Regions from separate parts of the Homo sapiens genome. Here region 2 is linked to region 1. Evidence: read pairs that join two places in POLR2A ChIA-PET (ENCODE). Cell type or tissue: B cell. All regions are shown on one strand. Each heading gives the region's core, and the rest is flanking DNA. Links, peaks and the distances in the headings are about the cores only.

Region 1 (16,037 bases), core at 4,777-12,776:
AATACAAAAAGTAGCCAGGTGTGGTGGCCCACGCCTGTGGTCCCAGCTACTCAGGAGGCTGAGGCACGAGAATCGTTTGAACCCGGCTGGTGGAGGTTACAGTGAGCTGAGATTTTGCCGTTGCACTCTAGCCTGGGTGACAGAGCAAGACCCTGTCTCAAAAAAAAAAAAAAAAAAAAGTTATTCACCCTACAAAAACTTAATTATATTAATCCCTTTACTAGTGACTTTTCCTAGTATACTTAAAATACTTTGCTTACAAAGTAATAATTACCCAACTTCTCAAGGCTGGTTACAGCCTTGAATATAGGTTTTTAATACCCTTTAGCTACATCTGTCTGTAAGAAATTTTTTCCTAGTAGAGTTTTTGAATAAGATTCAAATTCTTTCACATCAATATTAGTAAGCATCTGAGGAACACACCAGTTTTCTCACTGGCGATTCATTGGATCTTGGCTTCAACTTTTCTCACCCCTTTTCCTGATATGCTCAAAATATTTCCAAATCTCACTATTCTTCCTTCCTTAAAACTTTTTGTGTCCCTTCTATGTGCCAAGCACTGTGCTCAGTGCTGGGGTACAATAAAGAAAAGAGTCTCCATTCTCTGGAGCTGTTAATCCAAGAAAAAACTAAAGGGAAGTAGTACTTTTGAGTACCTGCCATATTCTGGACCTGCAATGTATATAATCCCTTTTACACCCCACAGAAACCCCATCTAATAGCTGAGAAAACAGGAGTTCAGAGAAGTTAATTAATTTGCCTGTGATGCAGAATACAAATAGACAATTTACAGAAGAAATACAAATGGACGATAGACATATGGAAAAAATACTCAACCATGCAGTTATTAAGTAACTGGTTTATTAAGTAAATAAAATGCTACTTTTTTACCTATCAAGGTGGTAAAGAGAAAAATAATACTCTACGCTGGTGGGGTTGCAGTAATACAGGCTCTCTTGCATAGGGCTGCAGGGAACATAAAGGGGCAAAATCCTCCTGAGAAACTGTATAATATGTAACAAGGACCATTATAAGAGGAACTCACCTTAGTGTCCATCGCAAGGGAATGAAATAAATGATGTTACATCCATCCAATGAAATTGTACATAGCCACTAAAAATCATATAGAATATGTAATGACCTAGAAAGATTTACCAAATATTAAATGAAAAAGGCATATTACAGAATAGTAGATACTACTGGATGACAATATATACAGGATTGTGTGTATGTGGGTGTGGAGAAAATAAAAGACTGGAAGAATGGATAATATGTTAACAGGGGTTATTCATAAAAGATACGACAGAGTTCTTTCTATTGGTATCTTCTACATTTCAATTATTTAAAAAACCCAAACATAAAAATGTTCATACATTCAGATCTAGTTATGCAACTGTATTGCAATAAACAGCAATGCAGACTAAGAGTCAAGTAACTTGCTCAGAACCACCCATCGGGTATATTACTTTAAGTCTCGCTTTCTAAGTCTGAAATCCATTTTCTTTCTACAACCTACTCATTCAGCTCCATAACCCCAATTATATCCTAACTAGAGTAATCCCTTGATGACCTTTCTAGTTTCTAGGCTTTTTATCACGAGATTAATTTCTCCCACCAAAATGGTTTGCTGTTCTAAAATCTCTAAGCTGGCACTCTTTCTGCGATAAGCAACTCTTTCTTTTCTCAAAGCCCGCTTGCTGGCAGGTCATCCCGATTTTCATCATCTGCTTTTGTTCTGTGAAATCTGATGAGGGCTTACGAGGTCTTCAGCATCTCTCAACAGCAAACATTGGTATTTGGGTTTGAACAATTCTTTTTGTTGAGCAGGGCTTTGTTAGCCCTAGCCAGCTTAAATGCCTTCAAGGCTTCACTGTGACAACAGAACTGCCACCACACATTTCCAAACACATCCCAAGGGTGGCCAATTGAGAACCACCCTATGATCGGCCACAGCTAACCCTCTGACCTCATCTTTCTCTACTCCCTGGCTTTCTGGCTCCATTCCAGCCACACTGGGCTCCTTGCTGCCCTTCTCATAAGCCCACAAAAGCAGGGATTTGGTGGTGGGGATTGGGGTGGAGGGGTGTTCCTTTCATCTGTACAACCAGTTCCTGTATTCAATTCCCTCTTTTAAGCACTTGATTTGTTTTTGATCCCTTTTAAATTTGATTCAGCTTCCCCAACTGTAAATGAACTAACCAATGAAACTAATCACTGATTCCACATGTTCCCAAGCTGTGCACTTCTACCGCAGGATCTTCCAAGGTCTGAACTGAAAACTGCGTCTGCATTTCCTTTTACCTTCTATGTTTTGGGAAGGTATCTCTAAACTATCTCTTCAGGACAGAAGAGAAAAACTACATGGATGCAAATCAGTCATACTGCATTTAAATTATGTGCATCTCTCTGTTATTGTTAGTTCCTTGAGGGCAGTCTTTGTAACCTTCTCTTTATATTCTCCCCAAATAAATGAGTGCCTGGAAATCATAGGTACTCAAGACCTCCACAGCAGCCTCCTCCCTGAGAGATTAGGTGGCTGGAATGTGATTAGACACGTGGGCATCTCCAGGCTTCCACACAGCAGTCATTACTGAGTGACAGATGTCAATCCTGGCATGAATGTGATTTGCAAGGCTCCAAAACGGAGATTGGATTAAATTTGCTTAAATTTCCATTAGGCTGTGTGTGTGTGTTATTTTTTCCTTTCTTTTTGGTCTTTTTTCTCTTAATTTCTACATCTGCTATATACACTCCCCACCGTTTTCTAAACCATTTTAGCAGCAGTCAACCCTGTGAATTGGATGTCATATGCAATACAAAATGTAAATCATGTTCATTAGATGAAAAACGCAATTTCCCCCCTCATGGAGAAAACTGGGACAACACATATCAGAAGGGGCACAATATGACAGTCTTCAAATAAGTCAGTGTGCTTCCTGCATTTAAAGCTGAAATCTGTTTGGTCTTAATTGTGATATTTGCAAAGTGTCATGCTTTCTTCTACATTGAAAGATTTCTTAGCTACTTCAAAATGTGAATTCGTGAGCGGACTACCTTCTCCAAACTAGGATCTGGGGAACCAATCCTAATTGTATTTATACATGCTAAAGTTCCCCTGTTCTTTCCACTCACGCAAAACGCAGGATAAATATAATAGCTTCTCTTCCACTTGGAAAAGCACAAGTTTTGGAGCCTTGAGTTGGCTGCACTGGAAATTAGAAATGTCTTTGATGAGGCACAGCTGTCTTCATTTCTTAGTCACAAATGTCTAAAGCATTCCAGGAGGCTGACTCATATACCTGGAGAGGGACCATGGTTTCTCATTTTTTCTCCTGAAGCCCTTGACTGGTCAGGAAGAGACCAGTTTCTCCTTTGTTCTACAGCTAGGAACTTAACTACAGGATGATCTTAAGTAAGATAAAACCTGACATTTCTTCACCACCATTTGCTTTTCATTCTCTTACATTTGTCTCAAACATAATGTGCAGCACTTAGTGATCTTTCTGCTATGGAGACTCACTGAAGACAAGATCCCAACATGGCAAAACTTAAGAGTTTTCTCACCAATAGCTGCTATCTGCAGCAAAGGAAAGAGAGCACCTTGTGTTGTAGCCTACCGTCCACTGAAGGAGATCAGTATGGACATCCAGGAGTTTCTGAGTTCCCCAGATAGTCTCAGACGAAAGTCAAACCTCTGAGATGAGCAATTAAGAACCAACATTTTTGAAACTCTTTGTCATATGGTTCGCAGCTTTGTGACTCTAAATAGTTGTCTTTCCGCAAATAATTCCATTATTCCACAACAGCAACTCCTCTTTTCTGTTCTCTTGCAGCAAGCAAGTGATCATTACTCACCACCTCAATCCACCCAAGGGCTTTCACCTGGAACCCAAAGTGCGTAAGTAATTAAGATTTGTGTTCTTTGGGGAAAGGAGTATCGACAAAGATGTAGCTTGCTTCTCATGTGAGAAAAGTACTTACATACCTACACAGTTCTACTTGGAAGGCCTATGCATTTTACTATATGTAAATTACAACTCAATTTTAAAAAAATCTACTAGCAAAGACACCCATTCTCTCAGGGAACTTGCCCTTATTTAACCTACAGCTATAAATGACAGGGTTCTCTAGAACCATATACTTTGTCCCATAAACGAAGCAGTAAAAAAACCTGAATATCTTCCCTCCAACTAAAATTACATTATTTTTCTCAGTTAAATCTTCCATTCAATTACAATGGACTATCACTATACTATCTGGGTGAGCAAAAGGTATAATTTACAAGAAACTTACAGAGCTGAAGGGATGAGAGAACTATAACCCTGCAAAGTTGTGTGAGCATCTGAGGTCCTACACAAACCAGTGGCCTAGAGAACAGGCCTCTAACCTCCCTTAGCCTGGAGTGGCCAGAGCACAAGTGGTCTCAACACATAACAGAAAGAATGGACATTTTCTGGCCAGGCACGGTGGCTCACGCCTGTAATCCCAGCACTCTGGGAGACCGAGACGGGTGGATCACCTGAGGTCAGGAGTTCAAGACCAGCCTGGCCAACATGGTGAAACCCCGTCTCTACTTAAAAAAAAAAAAAAAAATACCAAAAAAAAAAAAAAAAAATTTAGCCGGGTAAGGTGGCAGGTGCCTGTAATCCCAGCTACTTGGGAGGCTAAGGCAGGAGAATTGCTTGAACCCAGGTGGCGAAGGTTGCAGTGAGCCGAGTTCACACCATTGCACTCCAGCCTGGGTGATAAGAGCAAAACTCTGTCTCAAAAAAAAAAAAAAAGAATGGACATTTTTTAAAAACCCACTATGTCTATAGCTCAGTCCCAGCCCTGAACAACCACATTCAACCAGCAAAAAATTCTTCGCGATGAAAAGATTTACCTCAAAGAATAAATAACATTAAATCGAGAATTCATAAGCAGTCAGGAGATTTGAGATTTTTATTGAGAAAATAGCTATTTTGACATTATATCCAGTTTCTCATTTATCAGAATAAATTCTTTACAATATTGATCACCATCACCACTTTAGTGTATTTGTACATAGTCTCTGAGTAAAATATATTCACACTCGGCAAGGCTAGAATATTGAAATTATGGCCAACATTGCTTACTTTAAGATTGTTTACTTTATAAAGAAGCTAGAGTAGTTGTGCAACTAGAACAGATGTTTTTAAAATGTTTGCCATTCAAAGATAGGCTTGGTGGGACAAAACTAATATGCATACTACATACATATATTTCTTGTCTTCTTTACTGTCAATCTTTCAGAACAGTAACATGACATTACAAACACCTCAAATTCCCACTTCAAAATGAACAGAAAAATGGAAAAACATTATTTCCCATTTCATAAAATTAAAAATCAAGTCAGAAGAGAAGTAAAACTCATTTTTATGCATTTAACTTAAAAGCTTGAATACACGACTCCTCCTAGAGAGAAGGAAGCCAGAACTTCAGAAGTAGCCAGTGGTCCAAAGAATAAATGGCCCCATGACCTTCTCTATGGTTCATGACTTACTGAGGGCTGATGCAAACTCTGGCAAGTTATTTTTCATGATTTCCAAGGATCTGGGATATGTAAACGAAATGATTAAAAGACATTTCTCTGAATTTGCAAGAAGACGACTGAAGAATCAGAACAAAGATCCAACGGCCTTTCACGTGGCTACATGTTCACCATTACACCACAACTCAAAACCCACAGGCGAGCTTTCTCTCAAATACACATTCAAAATGGTGTTCCAAATAATCCAATTGTATACATTGCAAAGACACACAAAATGCCTCCTTACACACGATTAGTAATCTGGTTTTAGACTCTGAAGTGATACCAAACATATTTAGCTAACCCTCTCAAAATTGCAGGCCTAGTGAGGTTTAAATGTTTTAGGATATAGAATCTGCTTAGAATTTAGTGAAAACTATGAACCGTAGACTGTCTTCGGTAATGAACAAAACTGGAAAATATTAAACTTCCTTTGCTTTGTCACTGAGCAACTATAAGCTTTCTATGATGTATGTATCATACTAGCTTGTATGTGACTTTAGTGTCATAAACACCCATTGCCTTTTTGGCACTTTTAAAGTACAGCCAGAAAAGGTTTGGAAAATTGTTCTGGAAATACAAGTTGGTTCCCTCTGTCTCATGGATGCTTAGGAACTGGGTAGTCTGCTGAAACCACCAGTTCAGCAGACCCTTGTACAGCTGTTCCCGGCCAACTGGGATCCTAAGGAAACAGGCTGGAAGAGCCAGGGGCCTCCCTCACAAATGCCTAAATAACCAACATATCTATGCCGACAGCCATCCCTCTCTCAATGCCATGGTCCAAGGGAGTCTTGACCTGTCTCTTCCCATTTTACTACCACTGGCTAGAGGGGCACCCAACAACAAGAAACCTTTGTAATGAGTATGAACTAGCAAAAACACTGTAGGGCAGCATTTCCTTAGGTGTATCTCTCAGAACATAAATCCCACAAGATACCTACTTTTAAAAAAATCTGGCCGGGGACAGTGGCTCATACCTATAATTCCAGCACTGTGGGAGGGTGAGGCGGGCAGAATCACCTGAGGTCAGGAGTTCAAAATCAGCCTGGTCAACATGGTGAAACCCCATCTCTACTAAAAATACAAAAATTAGCTGGGCGTGGTGGCAGGTGCCTGTAATCCCAGTAAATTGGGAGGCTGAGGCAGGAGAATCGCTTGAACCTGGGAGGCGGAGGTTGTAGTGAGCCGAGATCGTGCCACTGCACTCCAGCCTGGGTGACAAGACCAAGACTCCGTCTCAAGAAAACAAAAACAAGAAATCCATATTAAAATAAATTAGGGAAATGATGTATAAAATAGAGGTGCTTCTTGGAGATTTAAAATGCACATTAGCGTATCAAAGGTCTGAAAGGCCAACAGTAACTCAACTTTGTCTAACCCACTATTTCCCAAACTTACTTGGCCACAGAACCCTCTATTCTCCTAACAATATATTCTGACAAAACACTCCTTCAGGAACTGCTTCACCCAGAACCAAACAGGTGAGTTTTAAAAAATATTATAGCATAATTTCAAATGATTAATAAGGATACAAAGAGACTTATTTTCCTGTCTTTTGTTATTTTGTCTACTTATTTTGTTCTGAATAATCTTCTATCACATTTCCCCTTCTATTCACAAACCTTCAACTCGAGTTACCCTTTCTGATACCTTTGTTCAAGAATGTTAATTCTTATCAGAAATCCATGGCACACTAGTCTGGAAAAAAATAATTTTGTGTCTTTTTAAATTCCTAGAGTACCTCTCCACTTCAATCACAATTTAAGTCCAGGGCAGGTATCCTGGGCTCCTAGCAAACACTACACCCCAACAAGAGTTTGGGAGCCAAATTATTTTGCAAACCCTTAAGAACACAAACTAAAACTAATTTATCCTTATATCTCTGCAAAAATTAGCATTTTGAACATCCAACGAAACTTCAAGTTTGAGGATAATGGGCTTACTGACCTGACCTTTGATTTCACGTAACTAACAACAAATTTCTTTAAAATCTGGTTAAGAAATATGAAAATATTGAAAAGTAAACATAAATTCCACAAAGCTGAATGGCAGCAAAAAATATTTCTTAACATCAAGAACATATACAAAAGATGATCATTACCACCCAAATTATCTCTGTTGCTCAGGATTTCAGTTATAAAAATAGCCAAATCAAGACAAAGACAATTACAGCTTAAAACGAAAAGCTACACCTTCTTCATTAAAGGTGAGCATCTTGTCACACTGTGCATATGGAGAGAGAACAAGTACAAGGCACGGGAGAACTACCATGTCAAGGGACAGAGCTTTTTCAAAATATTTTATCCTCAGAAGTAAACCCCACTACCATAGAAAGAAAAAAATATAATTAGATATTTTAAATCACAGCATTTTTGACTTCCTAGGGAAAAGGAGTTTTTGGTTTTAGGGTTTTTTTTTTCTTTTCTGGTAAGGCAAAATAGATCTTTAGATATCATTTGTTACAAACATGAGTTTTTCTTAAGAATGAAATAAAAATTCTATTTAACTTCTATCATATATTTATTCAACTAAGTTGAATACTATGTTTAGAAAATTAAAGTTTTAAATCATGGTTTATATATAGATAATGATACATTTAATCTATGAATTTACTTTAAAACCACTTTTATTTTGAAATACTTAAGACTCACAAGAAGTTATAAAAATAGTTCAGAGAGATCCCAGGTACCCACTGCTTAGCTTCCTTTCTTTACATGTAAGCATTTATATCTAGGTTTTAAAAGGGTTGAAGTTTTTGACAGTTGATGAAAAACTGTCAAAAAATTGTAACAAGCCTGGTAAATGCATATTTTTGGAGGAGGTTCTAAGGAAACACTACCAAGTTCAAGTACCACTTTTATCACATGCAGCTGCCTTAACCAACAGGTTTTCTAAGATACTATCCCCCTTACCTGTTTCTGCCTCTTTCAATGGTGTTTTTCCATTTTTACAGACTTCTGAAAATTTTAGCTTTGATTGAAATAAGCTTCCCCATTCCTTCATGTTAATATATCTAGCAATATTGAATAGAAATTATAAATGGAAATAAAAATGCTTGCTTTTATAAAATCTCCAGTCTCGCAGCACCCCCAATATAATACAAACAAACTTAAGTTGAAATTTGGTTTGTTAATGCCCACCTTGTGTGGTCAAAACACAGTTTTGAAGGAATGACCACCTTCAATGTTCTTTACAGCTTCTTTAGTGTTACTTAAAAAAAAAAAAAAAATCAATCTGATGGATGATTGATGGTAGTTTGTTCATGGAAGATCTTCATCTTATGGGAATTATCTAGTTTTTCTAATCATATACTACCAACAAAAATAAACACAAGCATGTTCCCTTTAATCATATTATCCTCCACCATTACTTCCAAAAGGCATTGGCTCACAGTATTCTGTTTAAGATTGTGGACCATTTATCCCAATGAACTCACTCAAACTTTATCTAAAACATATCATGACAGGCTGGTCCAACAGTCTGTTCAGTCTGAAAAAATGTTCTGTGCTCTGTTCAGATTGACAAAATGTTCTTTTTGGCCGGGCGCAGTGGCTCACGCCTGTAATCCCAGCACTTTGGGAGGCCGAGGCAGGTGAATCACTTGAGGTCAGGAGTTCAAGACCAGCCTGAGCAACATGGTGAAACCCCGTCTCGACTAAAAAAAAAACAAAATTAGCTGGGCATGGTGGCACATGCCTGTAATCCCAGCTACTTGGGAGGCTGAGACAGGAGACTTGCTTGAACCCAGGAGGTAGAGGTTGCAGTGAGCCGAGACTGCGCTACTGCACTCCAGCCTGGGCAACAAGAGTGAAACTCTGTCTCAAAAAAAAAAAAAAGTTCTTTTCTAAGAGCTTCCTGTATGTGTGGCTGCTCCCTAAAGTACTTTGTGCTCAGTTACAGCTTCCTGTCATCTCATTTACTTATACATAAATAGCTCAACTAAGTAACCCAACATATAAACTCTCACTAAACTCACATGTTGCATCTTAGAAAAGGTGATCTGGAAGCATTATGGACTATAGTGAGAATGTAAGGCTAACAGCAGTTCAAAGTAGGGATGACACAAAAACAAATAAATCATATTGACAGTCATTCCCTCTACTAAAAAAGAATAATACTTGTTATTCTAAAATGACCTCTTTTGATTAAAATTTCAGTTCATAAAACATTACAGTATGCTTCTTTATCAAAGTCTACATATCAGAAGAACATGAGCTCCACGTTCCTGTAAAACTTTAAACACATTTTTCTTCCTAATAGACATTAGCAGTTTTGTTGAAAAGAAAAATTGACATAACCTAGCATTATCTTTTGACTTTGCCCATGGAGAAACTTGGAGTTAAATTTACTACTTAATTTTAGAATCTGTCAGTGTTGATATGGTTCTATAAATTTTTAATTTTTTTAATTTAAATTTTTAAAATTTTTAATTCTTTAAAATTTAAAATTTTTAAATTGTCCTGTTTTACATGTAATATACTTGTAATATACATGTAATGTACTTGTACGTTATAACTGTAATATATTTCAAATACTTTTTGGAGGGTCTGATATAAATCTGATATAAATTAAAAATGACTGGCCTTGACCACAGCATAAGCAGATGTCTGATGAATGTGCTAACCACCCTTCTCCAATATACATCCATCCTAGAGGACAATAAAGTCTCACAGTCATGATTTCCAATATAACATATTTAGGTTTCAGACTGCTGGAATAATAGATTTCAGATTGCTGGAATCTAATAATCTGCCTTTGAAGATGACTGACACACACAAACACACACACACACACCCTGTTGTAGAAGTAATGTGCAACTCATGAGGTACTTTCCCTCATCCAAACAGATGACCAAGATTTTGAAGACTACCTTATTTCTCACTTAGTTAAAACTTTCAAGAAAAAATATTTAGAATGACTTAAAGACTCTTGTATAAATAACTACCTAAATACAGAACAAATTGGGAGGATGTGGGTCAAACACAGCTGAGCTCCACTCAGCTCAAATTAGATGAGTCTTTTGACTACAAAGCTCATTTTCTTAACATATGGGTTCCTGCACGACTTGATAAGATTTGCTGAGCACCACAGTAATCTTTTAAGACACTAATCAAAAACATGGTTCTACATTTTAAAAACCTCAGAAGTAGTTTTAGGACAACAGAAGCACCTCAACCACTAAAATAAGCAAGTTTCTATTATAAGTAAAATTACCACACAGCAAATCCCTTAACAGTTCAGCAACCAATAAATAGAAAATATTCATTAAAAGCTGCTATTTCTGATTGTTCCTTTGTATTCTTCGACTATAAGTGAAACATATGAAAAATAATTGGTTGTCAGAAAGCTTTTGACTACATGATATGCATCTTATGAAAGAATATGCATCTTATGAAAGAATATGAGCCAAGCATAGAAAACTTGGACCAGATGCACAGTATTTCTACTACCCTGGCCATGGGCTCCTCCTGAGTAGTGTCTAACAAGTGGGCAATTTCAGTAAGAATTTTACAGCCTAGCATAGTAACGATAACCAGTACATTCACTTCTTCTGGAATTAATACAAGAAAGACAACTGAAGATGTACTACAAAGACATAGGTCTAAAACTGCCACATTTGCCCAAGTAAACTAAAAGAACTCTTCCTAACCTATATCGAACACATCAGCAAAGACCAATGTTATACTGAAATGAGTATTATCAGATGTTATTATATGTAACCACCTTTAATATTTATCTATGTGCTACTAAACCCCCAAAAGATTAGACTTATGAGAGCATAATTAAAAAGCACATTCCTCCTCACTTTTTAAAGTTAAATATGGTCTCTTCTACTGAAGCAATTTATCTTTTTCTGGTTCCTAAAATAGGCATCAAATTTCTAAACAGAAGTAAAAAGCCTCAGCCAAAAAGCCACATATTAGGTATTCAGCCTGGTCTAAGAAAACTAAGTTAATAAATTGAATAAATTAAATCAAATAAATTAGGAGTGCACATTCAGAACAGAATTGTAGCCTTTGGTCAGCAACATGTGAACCAAAGGCAAAAATCTGCCATGATTAAGGCAGTTCTTTGTATACAGTACGATGTGTTTTTCTTCCCCGCCCCCCCAACCAAGTTCATTTAGCATTCTCTTTGTTATTAAAAATGCAGTGCCAAGCTAGAATACAAGCTTCCTAATAATAATAGTAAAAATAGATGGCATAGAAAGTTCCTTTTGGTTTAGAGTCTTCCTTAATACCTATTATGGTATCTTCTTTTTGCCTTCACACACTTGGTGTAAGAGATTACTGCAACAATCGTTTGACTTTGGCCACAAACCATGACTACTCTCAGGGCGAAAGCCGTTGGAAGGAATTATTTTCTTCTTCTGCTGGAGTCAATTTAAGTGTTGGCAGTTTCCGAGGAGGAAGCTGAGGGCTTTGGCGAAGATTGTCATCCATCTGTAGAAAGTACAAAAGATACATCTGACTAATGCTGTGGCACCGCTTATGTGGACTGTGGCCTCCCCATCCAAACTATAGCCTAGAAGAGTACAGAACCATATGTTTCCTGGGCTGCTAGAGAAACCTTTTTCTTACAAATAATCTCAAGAATTCTAAATGTCATACCTCAAATACCAGCTGACTCAGTTTCTGTAAAAAGCAACGTGGCTCATTCCTGATACCTTCACAGAATTATAGTTAATTCCACAAAATAAATATTCTACTGAACTCAACCATAACTTAAAGAGGTCTTCTGATAGTAAGTGTAAAAGCGGTACTGTTACACTAAGCTCCAGTTTGCAAACTATGTTCACGTACAGTATCTTATTTGATCTTCCCGATACGCTATGAAGAAAAGGCAGACACAGACCTTCTCTGTTGTACAGATGAGCAAAACGAGACTCTGTAAGGTTAAGTGATTTGCCCCACGTCACAAGCTAGTATGAGAGCTGAAACTTGAACCCAGGTCTTCTGATTCCAAAACTATTATTCTTTCAACTATACTTCTTTACCTCAATGAAAATGACCTGTATTCCAATCAAAAAAGACCAGCTTTTTAAAACTGAGAATATGTAGACCAAAGGAAGCTAGTACATTAGGCAAAAAGAAAGATAAATTCTTTAAATGTAATCCAGTGGTTTTCCAAACACTGGATCACTTCTAAATGAGGTAACCCACATCAAGCTCAAATAACACAGTGGTGGACCTCAAAAACTGTTAGCCAGTGTCATCAGGCCTCATTGCCCTATGAGTTTGTAAAATAGTAAGTATTACTATTTGTATCAGGAAAAAAAAAAAAAGCAAGCTTATCAGTTACAGGGGAAAAAATATGTAACCTCTTTGTATTTTTCCTAGTAGAATCACACTTGAAATTTCCTTTGTTGGTTCTCTCCCCTACCCAGTTCCTCAATGTTTCTCTCATGAAAAGAACACCCCAAGTGGCAAAATATCTACACTGGTGAAAAAACTATAAACTATATCTAGAGCAGAGAAGAACAAGAAGGAGAAAAAAATAAAACTTTCATGTGGAAAGAAGAAAAGAACACGGTGCTGTTAATAAGAAAGGATAAGCCCAGTGCTTACAATCTTAAGAAACATTAAGAGACAGAGAGGCAGACACACAAGCAAGAAGTGTTTTTGCTTTGTTTTTTTTTGTGTTTTTTCTGATGGAGTCTCGCTCCGTTGCCCAGGCTGGAGTGCAGTGGCACGATCTCAGCTCACTGCAAGCTCCGCCTCCCGGGTTCATGCCATTCTCCTGCCTCAGCCTCCTGAGTAGCTGGGACTACAGGCGCCCGCCACCATGCCCGGCTAATTTTTTGTATTTTTAGTAGAGACGGGGTTTCGCCGTATAAGCCAGGATGGTCTCGATCTCATGACCTCATGATCTGCCCGCCTCGGCCTCCCAAAGAGCTGGGATTACAGGAGTGACCCACCGCGCCCGGCCGCTTTGTTTTTTTAAAGCAAATCTTTTGGATTTCCTAGCTTAAAGGGTACTAACTGTGTGGCAAAAGTAAACCCAATACTCTTATCTGATCTTTCCCCAATCAGGCCACTGTTGGCTTCAAAACACTATGTTACATACAACTTTAGTGAAAGTATATTTAAACAGTTTTCTGAAAAACAAACTCTATAAAAAAAACTAAAAGGGTACAGTTAATGTGTGACCCAAATGACAATATTAGCTACCGAAAGGAAAATACTGAACTATGATAAAATGATTGAAGTAGACTTGACCTTTTCAATCAAGTTGGATTCCTTATTTACAAGTTGTGTGAGTTTCTGCAGATTTGCATCTACCGTTTCTTGTCCAGCTGGAGAGATGCCTAAGAAGCCAGGACAGAAATCAGAGAAAGACAGGAAATTTTTAAAGCCTTTAAAGCTATTTAGATTGAAAGAATTTTGAGTCTACCCACCCTGTCCAGTGCCCCACCCTCCCCAAAAAAGGCAAAGAGGAAAACCATTCTGGGTTTAAAGGCGAAGAGAGGGATTCGAATGCTCTAAAACTAAACCCTGAGCAAAACGGACAAAAATTTATCCACTAAGTAGACACTGCTAACCAAGTGTTCTGCAATTGGCCACAATAATTAGTTTTTTTTTTTTTTTGAAAAAAAAAGCACAGTAGTCCTCATTTCCTTCTCAAGTTTAAGCTATTCCTTTCTCACACCCATTTCAAATAGGTCTTTGGTCACAACTATCTGGATAGTTTTCTAAGGCAGTAACTCCCAAAAAGTTGCCCACCAGACATCCAAAGTATTCAGAAGAACTTAAAAATACAAATTCCTAGGATTGATGCCTAAAAGATTCTAATTTAGTAAGTCTGGAATAGGACCCAAGATTTTTTATCTGTCAAATAATCAGGTTTGCTAACCACTGCTCCCAAGTTAACACGGTTGAACATTACTTAATTTCATGACTCCCAAACTACTAACCCCTTCCTGTATACAGAATACATAACCCACCAAAAAATAATAAACTGTCCACCTAAGCCAGCTATCTTTATAACCTGTTTCTTAAAAGGACAATTTCAGCCAACCATCCCAATAGAAATTTAGTATCTGAATCACTTAAGCACAAGGCTCCACTCTCTCAATGAAGCACATCCTAAGTAACAGGTGCCCTCTATTTACTATACTTCCATTCTGATGCAATCAGTTTTCAAGTAGTGGAATCATGGCAGTGTACCTCACCAAAATCAATCTGCTGCTGATTTCTGTTCATGCAGGAAAATGCTAGAAGCAGCAGGTAAAAATCATTTAAAGTAATTGTCCATTTGCATTAGGATAAATACTGTTTTTCAGCAAAGACTTAATACCTGTGGTTTTAACCTTTTAGAAGAAAATGACCCACTTCAAAGGGGTAATATTTAAAGAACAAGAAGAAGAAACGTAAAAATCCAGCGGAATAGATAAAAGGCAAATATCTATTTATCTATTTAAATAAGAACTAACATGAGAATAAAAATGAAGTCGGAAAAACACAAATCCTTGAAGTGCTATAAACCACTATTTAAAGACAATACACAAACTTCTAAAATTAAAATAAGTAGTGGATTTTGCTTATACATACATAGGAGAATATGCAAACAAACATTAGCTGAAAAAGAGCCAGCTTACCTCCAAGACTAAGCCTAAAATAACTGCTCAGGATGTCATCACAAAAGCGACAGAGGTTGGAGAGCTGTTTCAGATGTTCTTGTAGCTGAACTTTAGGAAACCGTACTTTGTAAAGAGGTGCAAGAAAACCAAAAACATAGGCATCCAAGGTAGAAGGCCTAGAAATAAATTAAGGATTTTTAAAGCACATAAGACAATATTAACTGAAGGCCGGGTGTGGTGGCTCATGCCTGTAATCCCAGTACTTTGGGAGATCAAGCGGGGGCAGATCACTTGAGGTCAGGAGTTCCAGATAAGCCTGGCCAACATGGTGAAACCCTGTCTCTACTAAAAATACAAAAGAAGTCGGGCGTGGTGGTGGGCACCTGTAAACCCAGCTACTTGGGAGGTTGAGGCAGGAGAATTGCTTGAACCCAGGAGGCGGAGGTTGCAATGAGCCAAGATCATGCCACTGCACTCTAGCCTGGGCAACAAGAGCAAGACTCCATCTCAAAAAAAAAAAAAAAAAAAAATTAAATTAAGGATTTTTTTAAGCACATAAGAAAATACTAACTTGGGATGGTGTTTAATTTTTTTTTCAAAATTCTCAATTCTGAATTACACAGTATAGTCTCTTAAAAGGTTTACTATCCATTTCAGTTTACAAAAATTATGCAACCAAGGTTTTACTCATTGAGTAGCTTAGACTCTAGGAGAAAATGAAATTGTCTTTATAGATTCATTTTTACTCACAAATGTTAGACTGGAGGCAGAGTGGGAACAGTCTGAGATGTTTTAAATTCACATATGCAGCCTATTAAGTCAATGTTAGATTATCACTGGTAGAAAAAGTTTCCTATAATAAAAGCCCATTAAATTTTTTTCTTGTTTGTTTTGGTTTTTTGACATGGA
Region 2 (16,037 bases), core at 7,363-15,362, 74 kb after region 1:
AGGCAGGAGAATCACTTGAACCCAGGAGGCAGAGGTTGCAGTGAGCTGAGATTGTGCCGCTGCACTCCACACTTCAGCCTGGGTGACAGAGCGAGACTCTGTCTCAAAAGAAAAAAAAAATTAGAGGAAAAGATGAAAGGGTTGAGATGAAGAACTGAAAGATGAACATCTCCCTACCCTCCAACCTATTAGGAAAGATAAATTGTTCTTAGAAACTGTGGGGGCAGAAGGAGTCCTGGAAGAATCTAGAAATGAGAATTCTCATAAGGCAAAGAGGGATTTATGCTGTTATTAGAGCTTGAAGAGTTGAAGAATGACACAGAGAAGTTGTTTCACTGGAGCAGTCGGAAAAAATACGAAGATTTGCCAGCACTGGTGAATATAAAAGTTTCAGGAAAGAGAAGTCCATTCTGACTGGAACAATAAAAAGAAGTCACTGGGTCCATCAGATCCAAGGAAAAGACAGAGCCTGTGGTTGAGACTCCCCACTGCAGTGTTCAGTGGTGGCCATGCTGACTTGACATAATTCTCCCCACAACCCTCCACAAATTATCTACCTGGACATGGTAGGCTCCAGACAGCATTCATCTGGCCAAGGTTCAGCTGATCTCCTCTTTTGCTGATTTGCGTGGAAAACGGTGAAACAGAAGAAATCCAAGTGGATCTCTACTGACTTAAAACACCTGAGTAGGAAATAAAACACACCCTTCCCTCCATTAAAGTCCAGGACTGGGAGATGAAGGAGGGTGACTACACAGCATCAAAGAGCAGAATTTGGTCATCTGGGCCTCATATGACCTCCTGAAACAAATTAAAATGTAGCTAATGAAGACTGCAAAGAAAGAGTTTGCCACTGAGCTCTCTGCTTCTACTCTCACCCTCTCCAAGTCAGCCTACCCCAGGCCACCTCATTACTGTTCACAAACATAATTTGGATCAAGATACATCTGACCTCTGAGACCTCTAGTGGCCCCCTTTCCAAATTGAATAATGTACCCATGTCTCAGCAAGGCATTCGGGGCTTCCACTCTGCATGGCCCCAAGCAGCCTTTCCAGTTTATCCCTCATTCCAGCCTCCATGCAGCCTGAGCTTCACCAAGATAGGCTATTGCCATTCCTTGGGGCCGCACATGCTGCCTCTCCTCCATCCTTTTGTTCCTGCTGTCTGCTCCCTCGACACATATCCTGCATCACCTCTTGACACCCAAATCCTACACATTCAAGACCCATCTCCAGCTCCTTCTGATATTCTTTCTAATATGACTTTGTACCTCTTAAGGAAGACATTCATCTTAGCTCACCTTGTACTTGAATTACTTCTAGGTCTTCTCTCCATTTGGTTGGGAGCTCTCTTGAGACAGGGACTATACAGCCCTTATCTTTGCATCTGCTGCAGCACCTAGCAAGGTGCCTTGTACATAGAAGTAGTTCATGGATAGATTGAAAAGAATAAATGGAGGCTGAGAAGAGTAGACTTGTTTGTGAAAAATGACATACACCATTGTGAAATTCTGGGATTCCACAATATCTGACACATAGTAGGTAATAAAAAAAAAATTATTTATTTATTTATGAGACAGAGTCTTACTCTGTCACCCAGGCTGGAGTGCAGTCGCTAGATATCGGCTCACTGCAGCCTCTGCCTCCTAGGTTCGACTGACTCTCCTGCCTCAGCCTCCCGAGTAGCTGGAACTACATGTGCGCACCACTACGCCCAGCTAATTTTTCTATTTTTTTAGTAGAGATGGGGTTTTGCCATATTGGCCAGGCTGGTCTCGAACTCCTGGCCTCAAGTGATCCTCCTGTCTCGGCCTCCTAAATTGCTGGGCTTACAGGTCTGAGCCACCACACTCAGCCAAAAAAAGATTTTTTTTTTTAATGAATAAATATTGAAGGGCTTTTGGAATAGGATGTAAGAGGATACAGGTAGTATTTCTGGTAGAAGTGATCTGCCAGGTTATGAGTAATACAGCCTTTAAATCTTGATAGAAATAAGCATCCTGCAGAAACCACCTGGCTGGATAGAAGATATGGCTGATGCTCTTCTAGTATCTGGCGTAAAGACAACTTTCCAGTTTGTATCCTGAGTTTGAGTCACAAACTGCATCACCATGAATACATCTCTGAATCTCTCTTAGCCCTTGTTGATTGCCTATAAAATGGGGATAATAATAGCTACCTCACAGGCTGGTTGCAAGAACTGAATTATATAAGGTATAATAACTTTCTTCAGACTATGAGGCTTAATAAAATTTTCATACTCTTAAACAGTATTAGAGACAGATTTCCACTATTTAGGCAACTGTTTTCTAATGATGATGGTTTGGTGAACTCTTGGCTTGCCTTGATGACAATTTCACCTTTCAGAAAAAGAAACACAAGAACTGCTTCTTTAGTCTTAGTATGATTGTCTCAGAACAACTTGGTGCTGTGAAGTGAAGGAAACCCAAAGTGTTTGCTGTAATGACCAGAGAGTGTCAGTGAAACTCCTTAGCCTAAGGATAGGACATGTCAAATAGTTCAGAGTAGTGGTTCTGTAGCTTGCAAGCTAAAGAGAAATATAGATTAAGAGAGATGGTAGAGCTTAAAAAATAAAATTATAGACACAATAATAAGTGGAAAAAATGAGGGGCCTCAAACATTAATAATAATATTTATGGAGTCTTTTTTTTTTTTTTTTGAGACGGAGTTTTGCTCTTGTTGCCCAGGTTGGAGTGCAATGGCGCGATCTTGGCTCACTGCAACCTCCGCCTCCCGGGTTCAAGTGATTCTCCTGCCTCAGCCTCCCAATTAGCTGGGATTATAGGCATGCGCCACCAGACCCAGCTAATTTTTGTATTTTTAGTAGAGACAGGGTTTCTCCATGTTGGTCAGGCTGATCTCAAACTCGCGACCTCAGATGATCTGCCTGCTTCGGCCTCCCAAAGTGCTGGGATTACAGCCGTGAGCAACCATGCCCGGCCCTATGGAGTCTTTTTAATGTACCAGGACTGTGTTAAAAGCTCAAAGCCTATTTCCCCTTTTAACTTTCACAATATTCCTATGACATGCCCTTGAATTAGCTTAATTTTAAAGTGGTCATGTGCAGAAGATGGAAAGAATTTTAAAATTTGACACAAAACTATAATAATTAGGACAAAAAAGCTAAAACCTAATTGAGTCAAAGTTGGTGATTCACACATAAGATAATAAAATGGATGTTTTTAGCCATGTTCAGAATAAGATATGGAAGATATGGAAGAAATAAGCCTACCTCCTGGAATAGGTAATGGGAGATTAACAGGTGATAGAGGTAAGTCATAGATGGCTCTTTTGTTTCTGTCTTACCCATCAAGGGGAGTGTTCTTCAAATTGTCAAGAACAGTTAAAAGAAAACAAAAATCCAAGCTAGATGAGGAGATAGCAGAAAAACGCCCACTCTCTTTAGTGAGATTAACTATTCAGGAGCAGATGAATTACACATTGGGATATTTAGTGAAGAAAGTCATAGTGGAGCCACTGTTAGTTCATTTAGAAATCATGGAGAACAGAAAGGTCCTAAAAGACAGGACAGGCAAATGTTTCCATTTTTATAAAGAAGGGAAGGGTGGATTCTGAAAACCACAGGCTACTGAAATTTAGGACAGAGCTCCAGAGGGTTATATGATTATTCATGTATTTTGGGATTGCCCAGAAAAGAAATCTGGGATTTTTTCTAAGACAAAGTGGATTTACTAAGAATAAATCATGCCAAACTTTTTTTTTTCAGTAAAGTTTCAAAGCTGATAGATTAAAAAAACATGCTGTGAGCATAATGTATCTGACTTCAGAAAAGAATTGGATGAAGTCGCTTATTATACCTTTCTAAATAATATAAAAAAGAACGAGCTAGGTAATAGTACCGCTAGGGGTTGCTAAGTCACTGTATAGCAAATTATCTAGTGGTTTTTGACAGGGCTCTGTCTTGGGTATTGAACTGTCCAACATGTCAGTGACTTGAGCAAAGACAGCATTTTATCGTGTTTGCAATTCAAAGCTAGAAAACAGTTGAACATGTTGGATACTATCATTCATATTTACAAAGTCCTACCAGATAATACAATGGGCCAAAATCAATCAGATGAAATTTAACAAGAATAAATGTAAAGCTATCAACTAGGAGTGAAAAGCAAATTGCAGAAGTTCAGGATGTGAGACATCTGTCCTAAGAGTTCTCTAATCAACAACAAATCCTAATCAGTGTTGAGGATAGTGCCTGACACATAATGGATACTCAAAAATATTTGCCGAATGAATGAATGAACAGATACTGTGATGCAACTGTTTATAAAAAGCTCCTTACATTTTAGGTTTCATTAGTGCATACATATGGCCAGGTTAAAGAAGCTAAGAGTCCCACTGTACTCTTAATTGTCCAGGCCACATCTAATACTGTGTCTAGTCCTGGACACATTTCACAAGGACACTGTCAAGTCAAAGATTACCTTGAAAAGAGTCACCAAAAGAGCACCTATCTGGACCCCGTTTTTTTGTTTTGTTTGGTTTTGTTTTTTGTTTTTTGTTTTCTGTTTTTTGTTTTTACCACATTTAAGTAGAAAAGTTAAAGGAACTAGAGAAATGAAGAAGCCAGACAGAAGACATGAAAAATATGAAAATTGCCTTACAATATTTGAAAAAAGGGCTAGGTGCCGTGGCTCATGCCTGTAATCCCAGCACTTTGGGAGTCTGAGGCAGGAGTATCACTTGAGCCCACACATTCAAGACCAGTCTGGGTAAAAAATTAAGAATTTTTTTTTTTTTTTTTTGAGACAGAGTCTCACCCTGTTGCCCAGGCTGGAGTGCAATGGCGCGTCCTCAGCTCACTGCAACTTCCACCTCCCAGGTTCAAGCGATTCTCCTGCCTCAGCCTCCTGAGTAGCTGGGGTTACAGGCAGGCGCCACCACACCCGCCTAATTTTTTTTGTTGTTGTCGTTATCCTTAGTAGAGATGGGGTTTCACCATGTTGGCCAGGCTGGTCTCAAACTCCTGACCACGTGATCCACCCACCTCGGCCTCCCAAAGTGCTGGGATTACAGGCATGAGCCACCGCACCCAGCCAAAAATACATTTTTTAAAAAATTAGCCTGGCTCGCTGGTACATGCCTGTAGTTCCAGCTACTCAGGAGGCTGTGGCAGGAGGATCACTTGAGCCCAGGAGTCTGAGGCAGCAGTGAGCCGTGATCATGCCACTGCACTCCAGCCTGGGCAACAGGGCAAGCTCTTGTTTCAAAAAAATAAAAATAATTAAAAATAATTTTTAAATAATATTTGAAAAATGTCATTTGGAATGAAGATCAGACTAAATCTCTGTCTAGCTCTGAAGAGTAAAATTAGGATCCATTGGTAGAAGACAGAGGAAACAGATATTGGCTCTGTATTAGGAAAATCTTGGAGAGTGATCCAAAAGTGAAATGGACTTCTCTGCAAAGTAATGAGTTCCTTGTTACTGGAAATGTGCTGGTAGAGGCTGCACTTTTATTGAAGGAATTTGTGAAGTGAGATATTAAGCTGGATGACTTATAATGCTAATATTTTGTCATTGTACCAAGGCTAGAGAAGTTTCATAGGCACTTAAGAAATTGCTTTGCACCTCTTTCCTGTAACATGACCTTGGGCTTCTGTGCACACTCACTGCTTTGTTGTCTACTAGATAGTTGCATACTATGATGAATCTCATACTTTTTCAAAACACAAAGTCCTCTGCAGATGTTTAGCATAATTGCTGTGTTTCCTTTCACTAGATAGATGTGTGTGTGTGTGTGTGTGTGTGTGTGTGTGTTACTCTGTATACTTTACATTTATTCAAATTGCCATAAGAAAACTTTGAAACAGACTGCATTTATCACAGCTAGGAGTCACCCAGAGTACTTTCAGAAAAAGCAATTTGCTGATTTACCTTTTGTATGTATTTCCAAAGCACTAAAGTTACAAAGACCTAGTGTATAGGGCATGAAGATGAATAAGCAAAGGCAAACAAGAATATCCATCACAAGAGACATTAATGTCAAGGAGGCAATTTTTAAATGTACAATTATTTAAAAAGAAGAGGAAAGATTGACAATGATGGCTTCCATCATATGTTTAAAAGTGCCAAAGAGCAAAGCCATTTGCCAAACAAAGCAAAGAGCTCCAGACTACCTTTGTGAGTTTGCTGCCTGCAGGCCAGGCCACTCTGGACTCCTTTGCCCAAGCAGACAAAATATTATCATTTCCAGTTCTTTAAAGCTGGCACCCTGCTTCATAACTTTGACATTCAACATATCATAATATTTTTGACTACCAGGTCCACTTTTCAAAAAGCATCTTTTGAAAATTCTTTCTGAAGATAGCAATATTTCAAATCTTCATTGCCTGGGCTTGCTTTTTCATCTCCTGCCAGTCACTGAAATCGTATTTAATCAGACTGGGCTATGTGGTTCCTGTGTCCGGCTGGTCCCAAGCATGGAAATGTAGCTCTTGGACAGTGCCATAAAATCAGGCAATCCTGAGTAGCTGGGGTTACAGGCAGGCGCCACCACGCCCACCTAATTTTTTTTGTTATTGTTGTTATCCTTAGTAGAGATGGGGTTTCACCATGTTGGCCAGGCTGGTCTCAAACTCCTGACCAAATTGTCAATTACACAAAGATGCCAAGTTTAGAGGGAAAGGATTTATATAACCAACAAAGTGTTCCACATTTTAAAAAAGACATAATTGTGAGTAATAAAAGTCAGAGTGGACACACTCTATTTTATCTATTTTTTTTCACTTCCCATAAGTAGTTGTAGTGGTGCCCTCAGATACTATGGGATGTGGGAAAATCAGTAAGATATAGACTTGGCAGCATGAAGGGACTTAAGGTGGTGGGAAGATTAGGGCCAGTCCTGGGATAAGGAGTTGAAACATTATTTAGAATCCACTAGGGAGTTATTGAAGGATTTCATTTGCTTGCTTGCTTTGAGGAGGCAATAACGATCAGAACAGTCCTATAAGAAGTTCAATCTCTCAGTCCAAAAAGTCCGTGCAGAAAGAGACCTAAAGTAGGAAGGGGAGTCAGGAATCTAACAGAGCAGCCCAGAGGTGGAGCAGAGTCAGAGACACCGTTTGAGATCCGAGCACCCACTGACTGACAGCCTTCAGTTCCAATCCAATCTGCACTGCATTCTGGGTACTAACCCTGCACAATAACCAGCTGCAATTGCCAAGAAAACCTGTGCAGCTGGTGGTGAGTGAAAACCAAGGATGTGAACTCAATGTGCTGCAGCTGAAGAAACAGAGTTGTACCTGGAACCGCCCAGTGGGTTCACCTTGCCCACTGCCTACACAGAACCCATTTATCAAGACAGGGGAATTGCAATGGAGAAAGGGTAATTCACGTAGAGCTGGCTGTGTGGGAGACCAGAGTTTTATTATTACTCAAATCAGTCTCCCCAAGCATTCAGGGATCAGAGTTTTTAAAGATAATTTTGCAGGTAGGGGCTTGGGAAGTGGGGAGTGCTGATTGGTCAGGCTGGAAATGAAATCATAGTGGGTCAAAGTTAGGTTTTCTTAACGTCTTCTGTTCCTGGGTGTGATGGCAGAAATGATTGGGCCACATTACTGGTCTGGGTGGTGTCAGCTGATACATCCAGTGCAGGGTCTGCAAAATATCTCAAGCACTGATGTTAGGCTTTACAATAGTGATGTTCCCCCAATTTGGAGGTATTTGGGGAGCAATTTGGGGATTGCTCAGACTCTTGGAGCCAGAGGCTGCATGACCTCTAAACTGTAATTTCTAATCCTGTAGCTAATTTATTAGTCCTGCAAAGGCAGACTGGTCCCCAGGCAAGAAGAGGGTCTTCGGGAAAGGGCTGTTATCAATTTTGCTTCAGAGTCAAAGCATCTACTGAATTCCTTCCCAAAGTTAGTTCGGCCTGTGCCCGGGAATGAACAAGGAAAGCTTAAGTGTTAGAAGCCAGATAGAGTCGGTTAGGTCTGATTTCTCTCACTGTCATAATTTCCTGAGTTATAATTTGGCAAAGACAGTTTCATACCCAGTGACTGTTTTCCTGAGTGCTTTCCAGGGTGGTGGCCAGGCAGAGGTGTGGTCGAGTCGGGAGGTGGGATGGTTCCAGCCTCAGGGGCCTGGCTTCTTCTTCCTTCCTGGAGGGACAAAATGGTCATCTTCCTCCTGCTGTAGTGTTTTCCCCTGCGTTTTGTTCCTTCTGCTATGTGTGGATGTGTTGGGATAAGATAGGGCAAGATGAGCACCGGGAAAGGGGGCTGGCAAGAGGAAGGGAACCCTGTCTGTTCTCTTCCCCTTCCCAGTGATGCTGCCTCTGGAGAAGGTGAGGAAAACTCGCACCCAACAGGCTGCAGGCTCCTGGGGCCAGAGCTTTCTGCTTTTTCCAGACTCCATATGACTGATGTGAAAACGTTGAGTTTCCTGAGCCTGCTTGCCCTCTGGGTAGTCTAACTGCTCTGATAATAAAATAAGTGTAGAGGCACTGAAGTAAAGAATTTGCAATAAAAAAGAAAATGAAAAATGGAAGCCATAAGAGAAATGAGTATTGGATCAAGTGTGAAGAATGGGAAATGTCAAGGCACTTGATAATTTTTCTGCTAACAAACAGACATTGTGAAGGTGGAAGTTTCCATGGTTTTCCTTCCCTGCGTTTTCTTTTGCTATTGTCATGAGATCTAGGGGCATGAGGGATTTGTCATTTGAGTGTTACATTGCAACAAAAAGCAAGGCAGAAGTACAGAATCCACTTAAATGAGAGTATGAACACAATAGGAGGTTTTGCTACCTGGAATTAGATGTTGAATTGCTGCTCTCTAAACTTTATTTTCTATATAAAAAGCTTTAAATACAATCATTTAATTATTCATTTAAAGTTTATATTAACAACATTTAGTGTGCACCTGCTATATGTAAAGTATCCCACTAGGTACTATTCATCAAATTAAAGCCAGCTATTTAGTTATGAAAATAAACCATGGCCCACATACCCTGTGAAGCCCTGTTAAAAGCAGGCAACATGCCCAAGAAAATATGTTTCCTTTGAATTTCACAGAAATCTTAGTTTGAGGAAGAAAAATCAAGAGTTTTTGTTATAAGCCACTATGTGTATGCTCTGAAACAGTTAATGTAGAGAACAGAGGTAGTGGCCATAACTGAAATAAGGAGATAGTGAGTGAGTGTGTGTGTGACCTAATTCAAGTTTGGTGGTCCAAGTGGTATTTTTCTTGGCCTGTAAAAACTACAGGTATTTGCAAAACTGTTCTAAATAGTAATGTAATAGAAGTTTTTTAAAAATTGAGTTAGTGCATATGTTTGGACTCAATTTCTCCCTCTTTTGGTTACTATATATGGTTCTAATTTCCAGCTGTGCAGTTACTATTGTAAATTCTCAACATTAAAAAAATTTTCAGATACAAATTATTTTTATTGATACATACTTTTTACATATTTAAGGGGTACATGTGAATTCTCAACAATTAATATTAAATAAAAGGAGAAGAATTCTGTTCTATCCCAGATTAGAAATACCTTAGAATTTCTATTTGTGTCTATTTCCCTCCATTCCATTATTTTCTTCCTCTTCATACCACATTTATATACGTCTTACCATTTATTTATATTTATTTAATACTTTACTTCAGGAAACTTAGTATTGTTCTGGAATCAGAAAGCCCTTCTAGCTAGTCTGTCTTGCCAGGTCTTTCCGATTCTTCTCCCTCAAGAAGCAAGTGGTGGTGACCACGTCGACATAAGAGATTTCCCGTCTGACTCCTCCCACCATCTGTGTAGGTCACAGAACCTCACGCCAACTGGCTCTCTTCAGACTGTGGTCAACTGGAAAATCGAGTCAGATTTCAGAAGGGTGGGAAAATGAACCTAGAAAGTCTAATGTGGAGAAAGCCTTAAAATATATCCTTCATGTTCCACAATAGTGATTATTATCTTTGGCGATACTGCAACATAAATAGGTATTCTTGGCTAGTTCATCTCTGGCGGCACCATCTTGGCATTTACACTCTACAGAAAAGGTACCTGAGGAGAAAGATGGTCCAAGTTACTTGCCACAGATCACACAGATTAACAGCAGCACAGTCTGGGTGTATATGTGTAATATATATCTTTTTATTATTTTTATATACAAGTAATGGTTGTTTCTTGTAGAAAAGTTAAAACAATGAAGATGAGCAGGAAGAAAAAAATACCATCCAAACACCCAGCAAATAACCATACTAATGTAGACATATTTTCTTCTAATCTTCTAGGTATGTATGTATACATATATGTACATATATATACACATGCACACTTTTTTCTAAACCCATATTGACCTATAACCTCCTTTTTTTTTTACTTAACAAAATACTGGGAATGTCTTTTTGTGTTTTTAATATTCAGCTATTCCATAGTATTCCATTTTATAATTATACTGTAATTTAAGTAGCCAGCCCTCTCCTTTTGGACATATATGTTGTGCCAAGTGTTGATTACAATAAGTATTTCTGAAATGAACATTCTCACCCATACATCTTGGTGCTGCTTTTTTTTTTTTTTCTATAACCCAGGACAGTGCTGAAGTGCTTCTTTTCTTTAATTTCCTCAGTTTTAGTTCCTAGAAGTGGCAATGCTGGGCTGTTGGGTTTACACATGTTTAAGGTTCTGATGCATGTGACTAAATTACCCTCCAGAAAAGTTCTGCTTTAAGTTCTACTTAACGCTTTCCCACCCTGGGACAGCTGAAGACTGGCCAGAGCTTTGCAGCTGCAATGATGTGTTTACCACCTCCCTTATCCAGCAACATTTGCAATTAGCCTCCGACCTTGTTCCTGGGATTGTTTCCGGTGAAAATTAGCCATGCCTGGCTAATTTTTGTATTTTTAGTAGAGACAGGGTTTCACCTTATTGGTCAGGCTGGTCTTGAACTCCTGACCTCGTGATCTGCCCACCTCGGCCTCCCAAAGTGCTGGGTTTGGGAATGGTACCTGTGGATGCACCTAGAGGTGTGTTTAGACACTAGCTGAAATCACTTTGGTCTTTCTAGCAAACCTTAGCCAATGGGCTCCACTCACAAAGGGTCAGCTTCCAAGAGCAGATTTTAGCTCAGGGCCTCTTATGTTCAGGACAATAATGGAGTAAAAAAACAAGGCTGAAAACCAGAAGATATGTGGGCTTAAGCAGATATGTGAATAGCTACCCACATAGGAAAAACAAAACAAAACAAAACAAAAACAAAAACAGAAAATAAGGTGGGAGTCCTTCTTTTACAACCATGGATACCTTTTCTTTTCTTTTCTTTTTTTTTTTTTTTGAGACAGGATCGCTCTTTTGCCCAGGCTGGAGTGCAGTGGTTCGATCATGGCTCACTGCAGCCTCAATCCCCCAGGCTCAAGCAATCCTCCACCTCAGTGTCCCAAGTAGCTGGGACTACAAGTATGTGCCACCACACCTGGCCTTTTTTTTTTTTTTTTTTTTGAAATGGAGTCTTGCTCTGTCACCCAGGCTGGAGTGCAGTGGTGTGATCTTGGCTCACTGCAACCTCCACCTCCCAGGTTCAAGCAATTCTCCTGCCTCAGCCTCCTGAGTAGCTGGGACTATGGGCGAACACCACCATGCCTGGCTAATTTTTGTATTTTTACTAGAGACGGGGTTTCACCATATTGGTCAGGCTGGTCTTGAACTCCTGACCTCATGATCTGCCCACCTCAGCCTCCCAAAGTGCTGGGATTACAGGCGTGAGCCACTGCGCCCAGCCTGGCCAATTTTTTTAAATTTACTTTTTGTAGAGATGAGGTCTCACTATGTTGCCTAGGTTGATTTCAAACTCCTGAACTCAAGCGATTCTCCCACCTCGGCCTCCCAAAGTGCTCGGATTACAGGCATAAGCCTCTGTGCCCAGCCAATACCTCTTATTATCTAACTGAGCATTGTTAAATTCAGGGATGGGTTGCTGAGGGACGATATGACAGATTACACTCGATTTGATGTGTGCTGACTAAGGCCTGTGCATGCCTAGCATTGCTTTAGTCATGGAATGAATCACACTCAGGTTCAGATTCTAGTCCTGCCACTTCCTATGTCCTTGAGCAAGTGCCTTCATTTATCTGAGACTCACTTTCCTTGTCCATAGTTATTCCAATTGCATTTGGTTGCAGTGAGTAGAAATTAAGTATTTAGGCTGGGCACAGTGGCTCACACCTGTAATCCCAGCACTTTGGGAGGCCGAGGCAGGTGGATCGCTTGAGCTCGGGATTTCGAGACCAGCCTGGGCAACATGGCAAAACCCTGTCTCTACAAAAAATATATAAATTAGCTGGGTGTGGTGGCTCACACCTGTGGTCCCAACTACTTAGGAGGCTAAGACAGAAGGATGACTTGAGCCTAGGAGGCAGAGGTTGCAGTGAGCTGAGATCGTCCCACTGCACTGCAGCCTGGGGGACAGAGTGAGATCCTGTCTTTAAAAAAAAAAAAAAGGGAAGAAATCAAGTATTTAAAGCACCTAAGGACAGCCCCCAGCCCCATGGTAGTGCTCAGCAAGTGTTTGGTGAATGAATGGATTCATGCTCTACGCTTATATAGAGTTTACTTTGCTTTCAGATTGGGTTCTGCTTGCTCATTGTACTTATCACTATATGAGAATTGTATTGTTTATTTTCAAATTTGCCACATATTGTCTGTTTCTCCATCAACACAAAACATTCTCAGGAGAAGAGTTGGTTCCCAGTGCCTGAAAACAGTGCCTAGCACACAGAAGATGGTGAATCAATATTTGTGGTTATTTCTCACTCACATTCCGTCCAGCAACCCAGTCTTGTTACCAGGAGGCTGTTCAGCACAGGACACTTATCACACCATTTGTTGACCCTCCACTTCCCCCTCTGCCACTTATCACACCATTGGTTGACCTGTGCTTGCTTCCAGCCATCCTCCGTTACCTGAAGAACGATGGGAAGGTGCATTTGGTGGTTTTCAACAACCTGCAGCTGGCAGACGGAAGGCGGCACAGGATCCTCCTGAGGCTGAGCAATTTGCAGCGAGGGGCCGGCTCCCTAGAGCTCTACCTGGACTGCATCCAGGTGGATTCCGTTCACAATCTCCCCAGGGCCTTTGCTGGCCCCTCCCAGAAACCTGAGACCATTGAATTGAGGACTTTCCAGAGGAAGCCACAGGTAGGAACCCACAAACCATTCTCTGAAGTGGAAAAATGAGCTGCCAGTGCCTAGGGAGTGCAGAGGAGCGTGCTGAGAAATTCCTGCTGCAGGTCAGTGGGTCTAATGCCGCTTGCACATCAGAATCACCTGCGGAGCTTGAAAAGCAAGTGATAGGGGGCTGCCCCTAGGACAAACTGAATCCGAATCTGTCGGGTGGGGCCTAGCATATTTTTATGCTAGGGGCATCAGCATATTTTTAAAATACCAATTCTAATGTGATGCCGAAATTGAGAGCTTGTGCTTTCAATGATAAGTAGAGACTCTGGATACAATTGTAACGTTGGAAAGGAAGGGCAAAAGTAAAAATAACTACCTCAGGGTGATGACATTATCTATTTTCAATTTTCTATAATGAAAATAAAAAAGAATGATTAGAAACTGCCAAGCTTTCATAACAGCATTTTCACAGGTCTTGTCAGAACATCCACTAACAAAAGGGAGCTTAGCTTAGCTGCATTTGGTCTTAAGATACCATCACCTCTGTCTTCTGTTTTACTCCAGGTTGATGGTATTTTTATTATTCTGTCATTGCACCTGCTGTAGAAATTGCCACATACATTTCTTTTAGAATTTTGTGCTAGGCAGTGCTTTGTTTTCTATAAAGAACTAGTATTCTTTGTCCTTTCCAATAATGTATAACTGGTTAAAGTTCCTGAATTTCATCCGCTATATAAGCCAATGTCAAATCAGTAACTATGTTCTTCTGTAATGGTCCATATTATTTTTGTCTGCTACCTCTCAATCCTCACTTTCCATTTGTTAATTCATTATATTAATATATGCTTTAGTTACAAGCTACTCTGAGCCCTTTGTACAGAGAAGCAGGGTGTAAGCAATAATTTCCATTGCAAGTAGGAATGCTGTGCAGTTTTAGATAGTAATATAAAAACTATGAATCTGATCCTAGAAGTTTTGCCCTTGAACAACAGGAAGCATTTTTAATCAGAAATTCCAAGAAAGCTAAAATCCGAGGTTTTTGGGGATTTTTGTTTTTCAGTCATATATAGAGAGATTTTTAATGTAGATTTACATATGGAAAAAAATTAATAGAAAGATATGCTAAACTCTCTTTCTGCATCCCCATAGTAGCGCATGTAATCAGAATGACAGTCAGAAATTGTGTCACTGCTTATTTCAGAAATTAGTGTTCACCACCAAATAAGTCAATTTCTAAAAGTCAGGACTCACCCCTGACAAAGTCATCAGAAACTGTACTTACTGGAATTTTCTCAGAAGCTCTACCTCCTTAGACCATGGTAGTGATCACAGTGGCTCAGTCTCATAATCACCTACTCACTCATTCAGTCAGTCAACAAATGGGCACATTCTAGGCATTAGTGCTACCATGGTGGGCAAAGCCAGTCATTTTCCTGACTCTGCGGAGATTATAGTCTGATGTCCAATACAATATGTGTTAAATAGCACATGTTGCCTAAATCTTAGCTAAATCAAAAAGCAGAATTCCTCTGAAAATCCTTAGCTGTGCTCATTTCTAAAATAAGGATGATGACTTCACTTTGGCAGTTAACATAAATGTTTTGTTGTATATAGATATAATAAAGGTGATTGCAAGCAGCATTCACAAGATAAAAGGGCAAGGACATTGACTTTTTGACTAACAATGAATAATATCAACCCGTAATATAAAAATATGATGCCAACTACCTAATGATCATAGAAGATATCATTTATTCATTCTCATATCCCAAAGAAGTCAGAGGCTTTGCTAGACCCTTGAGCCAAGACAACCAAAAAATAATACTGTTTAAAATTGGGGTTAACACCTTATTTATTATTATCTAAATTCCATAAACAAATTACAGACAATTCTTAAGAGGCTCCTGCCACAAAATAACTCCTTTACCATGTAGGAAAAGAGCCTTTCGTTTTCTCAGCTGTCTTGGTGACAATGCCAGCATTTTCCTAGGCTACTGGCTACTTACATATTCACTTTAGTCAAAAAGATAGGGCTGGCAGGCTTTAGGAAAAAATGTGATCCTACAAAATTATGTAAGATGTCAGAGGGTCCAAGTATACAGGACTACTTGATTATGAAAATTGCGTGAGTAGGCAAGCACATTGGCTTTTGAACAGTGTCAGCAATCTGTGGTATGAATGTGATTTCTTCCAGGACTTCTTGGAAGAGCTGAAGCTGGTGGTGAGAGGCTCACTGTTCCAGGTGGCCAGCCTGCAAGACTGCTTCCTGCAGCAGAGTGAGCCACTGGCTGCCACAGGCACAGGTGTGGGCTCTTGGGCAGTTTGCATGCCTTCATCAACACAAACTCCAAAGACCCTGAATAGGCTGGGTCCCATCACCGAAAAGTGGGACTGTCAACAGAGCAGCCCAACAAAACGTATCTATGAAAATCAGTCTCTTGAACAAAATCCAGGGCACAGAATATTTTCATTATGCTTTTATTTTTATGATTCACATGGAATTTAGACTTAGTCAGTGGCATCATTATCATTATTTTTTTTAGCTGAATTAAAGAAATTACCCCAAATTAAATTCAAAGATTCTGGGTTTTTGAATCATCTTGTCAGGATGATTTCCTGGGGAATAATTTGGTTTTGAGTCACTTAGAAATGACCATCACTGGCTGAAAACTCTTTGCCTTTTGCTGTTCCTACAGGGGACTTTAACCGGCAGTTCTTGGGTCAAATGACACAATTAAACCAACTCCTGGGAGAGGTGAAGGACCTTCTGAGACAGCAGGTAACAAGCGGGACATATCATCAGAAAAGCCCTCGTCTTCTTAGAGCAGCTCCCCACAAGCTAGTGGAGCTGCAGGCCTGCCCAGGCACGGGGGCAGCCTCTGAGCCAGATCTC

Evidence for each region. ChIA-PET counts read pairs that join two places held together with the same protein. Peaks named below come from ENCODE experiments on the same cell type or tissue, not always from the same donor. Only the 100,000 strongest peaks of a DNase experiment are listed, where the experiment ranks them.
Region 2: POLR2A ChIA-PET joins it to region 1 with 11 read pairs; 5 of 35 experiments call an interaction of 5 or more read pairs at or near these places.

What each region holds. Positions count from the first base shown.
Region 1 is chr5:79,971,804-79,987,840 of GRCh38, forward strand. It overlaps MTX3 (metaxin 3), which reads right to left. Exons shown (of 9, transcript NM_001363818.2): 7 at 15,147-15,304; 8 at 13,768-13,856; 9 at 4,913-11,991. The coding sequence ends at 11,881. LOC105379048 (a long non-coding RNA gene) reads left to right here. Exons shown (of 3, transcript XR_948500.3): 3 at 3,834-3,898. Among named protein-coding and RNA genes, the nearest start is that of MTX3, 11 kb to the right of the region's middle. In B cell, for the core only: no CTCF peak of the experiment used is centred there; a DNase peak (open chromatin) is centred at 9,458; H3K4me3 peaks cover 838 bases; H3K27ac peaks cover 2,275 bases.
Region 2 is chr5:80,042,868-80,058,904 of GRCh38, forward strand. THBS4 (thrombospondin 4) reads left to right here. Exons shown (of 22, transcript NM_003248.6): 3 at 12,918-13,165; 4 at 15,339-15,447; 5 at 15,841-15,923. Among named protein-coding and RNA genes, the nearest start is that of THBS4, 16 kb to the left of the region's middle. RefSeq lists a silencer at 11,925-12,125. In B cell, for the core only: no CTCF peak of the experiment used is centred there; no DNase peak of the experiment used is centred there; H3K27me3 peaks cover 2 bases.